2 separate regions of the Homo sapiens genome follow, and region 2 is linked to region 1. The links are chromatin contacts, found by Hi-C or POLR2A ChIA-PET in ENCODE. All regions are on one chromosome and are shown on one strand. Each heading gives the region's core, a stretch centred on a gene start or an enhancer-like site at or near the end of the contact. The rest is flanking DNA. Distances are from core to core; before and after follow the strand shown.

Region 1 (3,032 bases), core at 234-2,733:
ATACACAATTCTTTACTTAAATAAAAATCATATATGCAGCATATGCTCAAAATCCAGCGGTGGCTGTGCAGCCCTCAGTACTGAACGAGTCCATCTGCAGTCAACATAATCAGGACTAGCCCGGGCACAGTGGCTCATGCCTGTAATCCCAGTACTTTGGAAGGCCGAGGTGGGCAGATCACTTGAGCCTAGGAGTCTGAGACCAGCCTGGGCAACCTGGCGAAACCCTATCTCTTCTAAAAATACATAAATTAACTGGGTGTGGTGATATGCTCCTGTGGTCCCAGCTACTCGGGAAGCTGAGGTGGGAGGATCGCTTCAGTCTGGGAGGTCAAGGCTGCAGTGAGCTGAGATAGTGCCACTGCACTGGATAAATCGAGACTCTTGCTCTAGTCTCGAGGGACAGCAGAGCTCCAGGGAACGCTGGAGTTATCCCTGCTCAGTTGTAATTTGTACTGCTGGCCAGCCTTTGATTCTCTCCCTCTTGATTCTGTTTTTGATAGATTGAGCTCCTTGAGGAGATGATAATGGCTGACATTTTAGTGCTTCCTGTGTTCCAGGCATGGCCTTCACAATGACTATGAAGTAAATACTATTATTAACCCCACTTTTGAGTGAAAGAACTGAAGCAGATAGAGGTAAAGGTTCCTCAGGTGGTCAGGATTTGAATTACATCATGTATTGTAGCCAACACACTGGACTACAAGGAATGGATTCTCTCTTGGTAATTTCCTCCTCTGTCTCCAACCCATCCTCTCAAATCCCAAAAGCCTAAATAAATACATTTATGTTGGTGTGGTACTGATTTCAAGGAAAGGTTCTGTACGGTTCTGTGTGGAAACCTGAAATCCACTATGCAGAGTAGTGAAACCGAAATGGGCTACAACTGTTTGCCTTTGTTCCAAAACAAGTGAAACAAAGCTTTATTCTAAAGATGAAATGTGTTGGTTTTCAGTTTTCACTGCATGTGATTCTTGTCATCCAGAACCAATTATTAGGAACTTACTTGCGTATCAGGACTTCAAAAGATATGTCTGCCTTTAGAGAGCTTGGAGAGCAGAAATACCGACTTGGTCAAGGGAAAAATGAGGGAAATTTTTAAATGAAGTTAAAAATTGGGTGGTAGAGCATATCTCTTGAGCCCAAATGGGCTTTAAGGGAAAAGGCAGGAGTGATTGTCCACATGTGGGTTGGGGGGATTTCATCTCACTTCCCTAATTATGTCAGAGCACATCTCGTCAACTGGAGAGGGCCCAGAAAGTCAGTAGTGCTGGCTTTCACCAAGTATTTTCATCTTCTTCCAGGCTGCTGGGGGTGTTTCATGACCACAGAGGTGAGAGTCAGTACAGGGCTGCCCCAGAGGGTCCTGCAGGTTGTCCCCAGGCACTCCAGAGAGTAACATTGCCACCATAAGGAATTAGTAGAGCAATGTACAGCCCTGTTGATCCAGACCAGTTAGTGATCTTCCAGGTTCTCAAGGCGTGCTAAGGTTTGGCCAGGCCTCCAGATGGTGCCAGCACACCGACAATGAATAATGAGGAGCTTCCCAACAACCCTATAAGGCAGCAGCACTGTCTGTGTTTTTCCAGGAGGAAACCAGGCTCTGGGAGATGTGGAATTTTAACCTATTGCCTAAGAGAGTCTTCACTGAAATACTCAATTCAAACGCTCCCTTTTCATTCTTTCTCTTTCTTTCCCTTTCTCCTTTTCTCCTTCTTCCCCTTCCCTCACTTCTCCTCCTTCCTCTTCCCTCCTTTTCTTTACCGTTTTTAAAATGGATATCATTTACTGGAGATACACACAATTTGTCCTAAATTGTCCTAAAGACAGTGTCTTTTTATTTTCTTATTCTTAATGATAACGTTTACTTCGAAGGAGTTGGCAAATGAATCATTTAAACCAGTGACAATGTAAGTAACAACTTGAAGGAGAAGCAGAAGTTTAACCACTTTCATGGACCGATCCCTCACTATTTGGACCAGATACTCATTCCTCCTCTGTGACCTCTAACCCCAGCATGCCTCCTGTCTGGAAGAGCCTTCCTTGCTGTTGGACCTAGGGGAGGAAAGAAATTATCCCTCATCCTCATGCAGTGGCTCAGTGGAAGCAGCTGAAACTAGCAGGCCAATCTTTATTTCTCAGCTGAGGCCAGAGACCAAAATATTGAATTAGCCTTGTTTATATTTTGTGACAGTGTGCTGGCTTCTGTAGGACCGTGATCCAAGGATAGGCCCCCTGAAAACGGTACTCATTTAGCAGCCAGGGTAGGTCTTCCTACCAGCACCATCCAAGATGGTAACTCAGTAGGCCCAGACAAATCCTACTCTGCCACTAACCATCTCCATGCTCTGCCCAGATCCTTTCACCTACCTAAACCATGTTTTTATCCTTAAAACGGTCTCACAGCACTTGTTCTTCCTAGCTCACATTGTTGACACAGGGATCAGACAAGAGACAGGTTTGAAAATTCTTTGCAAACTGTCACAAGCTAGTCAGCTATGTCTGGGAACCTGTTTGGATAAATTAAAAGTGTGCCCAGCTATAATTAGCAAAATACCTCACAACCATGAAGCAAGAGTTAACTTTTCTCATGTAACACAGTGTGGGGTATGGGGCTGGTTTCTTCACTGGATGTCTGCAAAGACCCAGGCCACTTTGGTCTCTCCTTTGGCATCCCTCATGCATTGGCTTGCCACCATAGCGTCACAAGGCCTGCAGGCCTCATAGCTGTGGTCTAAGCAGAAAGAAAGGTGAAGGGGCTGGAGCCTTTTCTCAAGAAATAGAAGCTTCTCCTAAAGCTTCCCTTCCTCTGATTCTTTCCCCCCATTATTTGACCTAGGTCACATGACCATTCTTGGCTGCAGAGGAGGCCAGGAAAGTTGGGTTGGGCCAATTGAGATTGGCTTATCAATCAGGATTCAATAGCTGTGTCCTCAAGAGTACATGATTCTAGTAACAAGGTAGAAAGGAAGAAAAATAAGTTTTATGACCACGGCTCCTTTACCTTCCGGTTTCTTTCTGTCAAAGTCACA
Region 2 (3,032 bases), core at 210-2,709, 57 kb after region 1:
TCGGCTGAAGAATTCCAGTTTGATTCTGGGATAATAGGAAGCTAAAGAAGGGCTTTGTCGCAGGCTAAGGGGCAGTGGAACTGTCAGATGGGTGCTTAGAAAAATCATTCCAGGAATCTTGTGTTAGGGGCATTTCTTATTAAACATTCTCCAAATGTTCCTAAATGAGCAATAAAGGGGGCCTATTTTGAGTTTATCTCAGAGATTCTATTGAACCCAGAATGTTCCTCTGATGCCAGAAGGAAGATAGGAAGCCAAGACCCCATTGGTTCACAGATTGGGTCTGCTACCTCTTTTAGCTCCAGACCCCAGTGTTTTAGAGGTTGGAGTATTCATTATTTTTTGCAGCTAGACGAATATCTTCAAAGGGCAGCGAGGATGGAGAGGAGGTGTTCCTGGTATGAACAAGAAAGCCTGCAGCTCCGAGGAGGCCCTTCCCATCCCTTGAATGGTAGGAGCACTGCAGCCCTAATTAGGCCAATATCTGCCTTCAGAGTTCTCCATGTGATCTGCAAGGAGAACACAGAAGCTTTTACCCCAGAAACCTTTCAGGGTTGTCCGTCATGCTCAGCCAAGGCAGTGGGAGCCAGACGGAGCCAACAGACAGCAATCGAGGGCACGCCGGGCTTCAGTGTGCAGTTGAGCAGTCGCCAGCAGGAAACCCACCTCATACCCAGTCCTCCCTGGGTACAGGCACCCAATGAGAAAGACTCCTGGATCTAGGAAAACCACTTGCTCTTTTCTCTTAATGTCCCCACTTCCTTTACTGTACTGAAAATGTTGATTCAGAGTGCATGCTCTTTTAAATGAGCTTTCTCAAAGAGACGCTGTCTCCAGCAGGGAGAACTTCTTTGTAATCTAAGATCAAGCACTGTTGTTCCCTATCCTCAGTATGTGTGGGCTTGTTAAGGTTTTCATTATGCATTTCTTGGGAAAGTCTTTTGTATTAGCCTCAGGTCAGAGAGTATAGCAGGACTTTTTTGAAGGAATGGCAATTTCAGATTGATTTATTAAAACCATACATATGCTCTTGAATTATATTTTCTGTTTCCTGTAAAGACACTGTAAATATATAGCATGGTCACAGTCATGTTAATTTGTAAAGAGCTGTGTGATTCATCTGAGAAGCATTCTGGAGAGAGGGAGGGTAAAAAAAAGAGTTAACTCCAACAATGGCTGTGGAATCAGCTGAAGGTCCTAGGATGTCTGTTCATCAGAGCCCAGAATAAGCCCACTATGGAGTGTTCTGGATGCAAGGACAAGCCTGTTATGAATCTGGATAGTCCAAAGGTGGGAGCAATGGTAGAGGTGACAGATTGCAAGGAAAGAGGGAGAAATTGAAAAGGGGAGAAGGTTGGTACTAGCTTGAGGAATGTTTACTCTTGAGAAATCAATAGCTTTTGTTTACCCAGCCTTTCCTGCACCCAGAGAGACTAGGCAGGTAATGATTAAGCACAGAACCCTAGCAGCTGACTGCCTGGGTTCACATCTTAGCTCTGCTTGTCACTGTGTTTCTGACCTTGGGCAAGTTACCTAACATCTCTATGCTCTTTCCTCTTCTGAGAAATAGGGATAATGCAACCTACCCATCAGGCTGGTGAAGGAAAAGGTAGTTTGATAATGTTTAGCACTAAGAACAATGCCTGGCCCATGTGGGTGCTCTCAAAGCCTTCGCTACGAGTTGCCGCAGGAGCCCAGAAACCAACCAAGGTGTGTTTTTCAAACTGGCTCACTGAGGTATAGTTTACAGACCATAAAGTTCACTGCATATAAGGACACAATTCAATTTTTTTTTTAGCAAATTGGTAGTGTTACACAACTACCACCACACTCTAGTTTTGCAGCATTTCCGTCACCCCAAAAAACTCATTTGTCCCTGTTAGCAATCAATCCTTGCTCCCACCCCAGGCCTAGGAAACCACTGATCTGTTTCCTGCCTTTTTAGATGAGCCTTTTCTGGAGATTTCTGGCTTTCACTTAGCATGATGTTTTGGGGGTTCACCCATGTTGTTAAATGTGTCAGAACTGATTTTATTGCTGAATAGTATTCCATGTATGTACAGATTAATATCACAATTTGTTTATCCGTTCACCAATTGATAGGCTTTTGGGTTATATCCACGTTTTGACTAATGTGGTAGGTGCTGTTGTGAACATTCACATGCAATCTGTGTATGGACCTGTTTTCGTTTCTCCTGCGTAGACTCCTAGAAGTGTGTGAATAAGGTAGATTTCTGTTCTGGCTCTTCAAAGGTGAGTTTTTTGCTCAGTGGAATTTTGCATGTGTAGAGATAATCCATGGAGATTGCTGCCTACTGCTCAGTTTTATAGGCACCGTCACTGTTTCTTTTGTGGAAACAAAAATTCACACTCACTTCTGGGAAACAACCTCTGGGGCCGTGTGTGGACACAGTTCACTGTGTTTTAAGGGAAAGCACACGCCGAGAATGGTCGGTTTCAGCCTGGCACCTGAGGTGTGCTAATCCAGTCAGTTACTCAATATTTATGGAACACTTCCTGTGCCAGGCCCTGGATTTCTCAGCTGTAACACAGATAACCAATATGTGCCTTATCCCTCAAATAGCTGACCGAACGGGACCCAAACCCCATTTTCATGGTCCTACCTGTCCTACCAACTTTTTTTTTTTTTTTTGCCAATTTCTGGTTTTTCTTCCTCTAGATCCTGCCTGCAGACATTTATATTTGAACCTGTGTTCTTGGTTCCAGACAATGTGGGTTCCCACCAAAACCCACTTGCACCGAACTCTCATGGGCTTATTAGTAACTCTGTGAAAGAGTTGGCTGCAGTGGGTGGGGTGAGGGGTTTCTGGACCCCCTTCACACACCACTTAGCCCTCTCTGACTGGCCCTTCTGTTACCACTCCTCCGCTTTGCTCTGAACAAGTGACCCTTTCCCTGGCCCAGCAAACCAAGAGGGCGTGAACAAGCCAGTCCCGCTACCTGGCGCTTCTCCCAGGGAGCATTCTCCTCCCCTTCTCTGGCCCCTTCTGTATTTTTATGGTGTTTTCCCC

The links. Hi-C counts contacts between places; a loop is a spot of excess contacts on that map. ChIA-PET counts read pairs that join two places held with the same protein, here RNA polymerase II (POLR2A). Pooled maps may share reads with other maps.
Region 2: a pooled map shows a loop between it and region 1 (2.1-fold over the local background). The contact joins two enhancer-like sites. A Hi-C loop is called at or near these places in 3 of 168 maps with a recorded cell type or tissue (heart left ventricle and right cardiac atrium) and 7 of 50 pooled maps. POLR2A ChIA-PET finds 5 or more read pairs at or near these places in 2 of 52 experiments (AG04450 and RWPE1).

Annotation. Positions count from the first base shown.
Region 1 is chr2:134,374,593-134,377,624 of GRCh38, forward strand. All of the region lies in intron 10 of MGAT5 (alpha-1,6-mannosylglycoprotein 6-beta-N-acetylglucosaminyltransferase), which reads left to right. Among named protein-coding and RNA genes, the nearest start is that of MGAT5, 120 kb to the left of the region's middle. Within about 2 kb of position 1,484, at least 3 of the 41 ENCODE cell types and tissues checked have a DNase peak (open chromatin) inside an H3K27ac peak, as active enhancers do.
Region 2 is chr2:134,431,197-134,434,228 of GRCh38, forward strand. All of the region lies in intron 14 of MGAT5 (alpha-1,6-mannosylglycoprotein 6-beta-N-acetylglucosaminyltransferase), which reads left to right. Among named protein-coding and RNA genes, the nearest start is that of MGAT5, 180 kb to the left of the region's middle. RefSeq lists a silencer at 1,042-1,336. Within about 2 kb of position 1,460, at least 5 of the 41 ENCODE cell types and tissues checked have a DNase peak (open chromatin) inside an H3K27ac peak, as active enhancers do.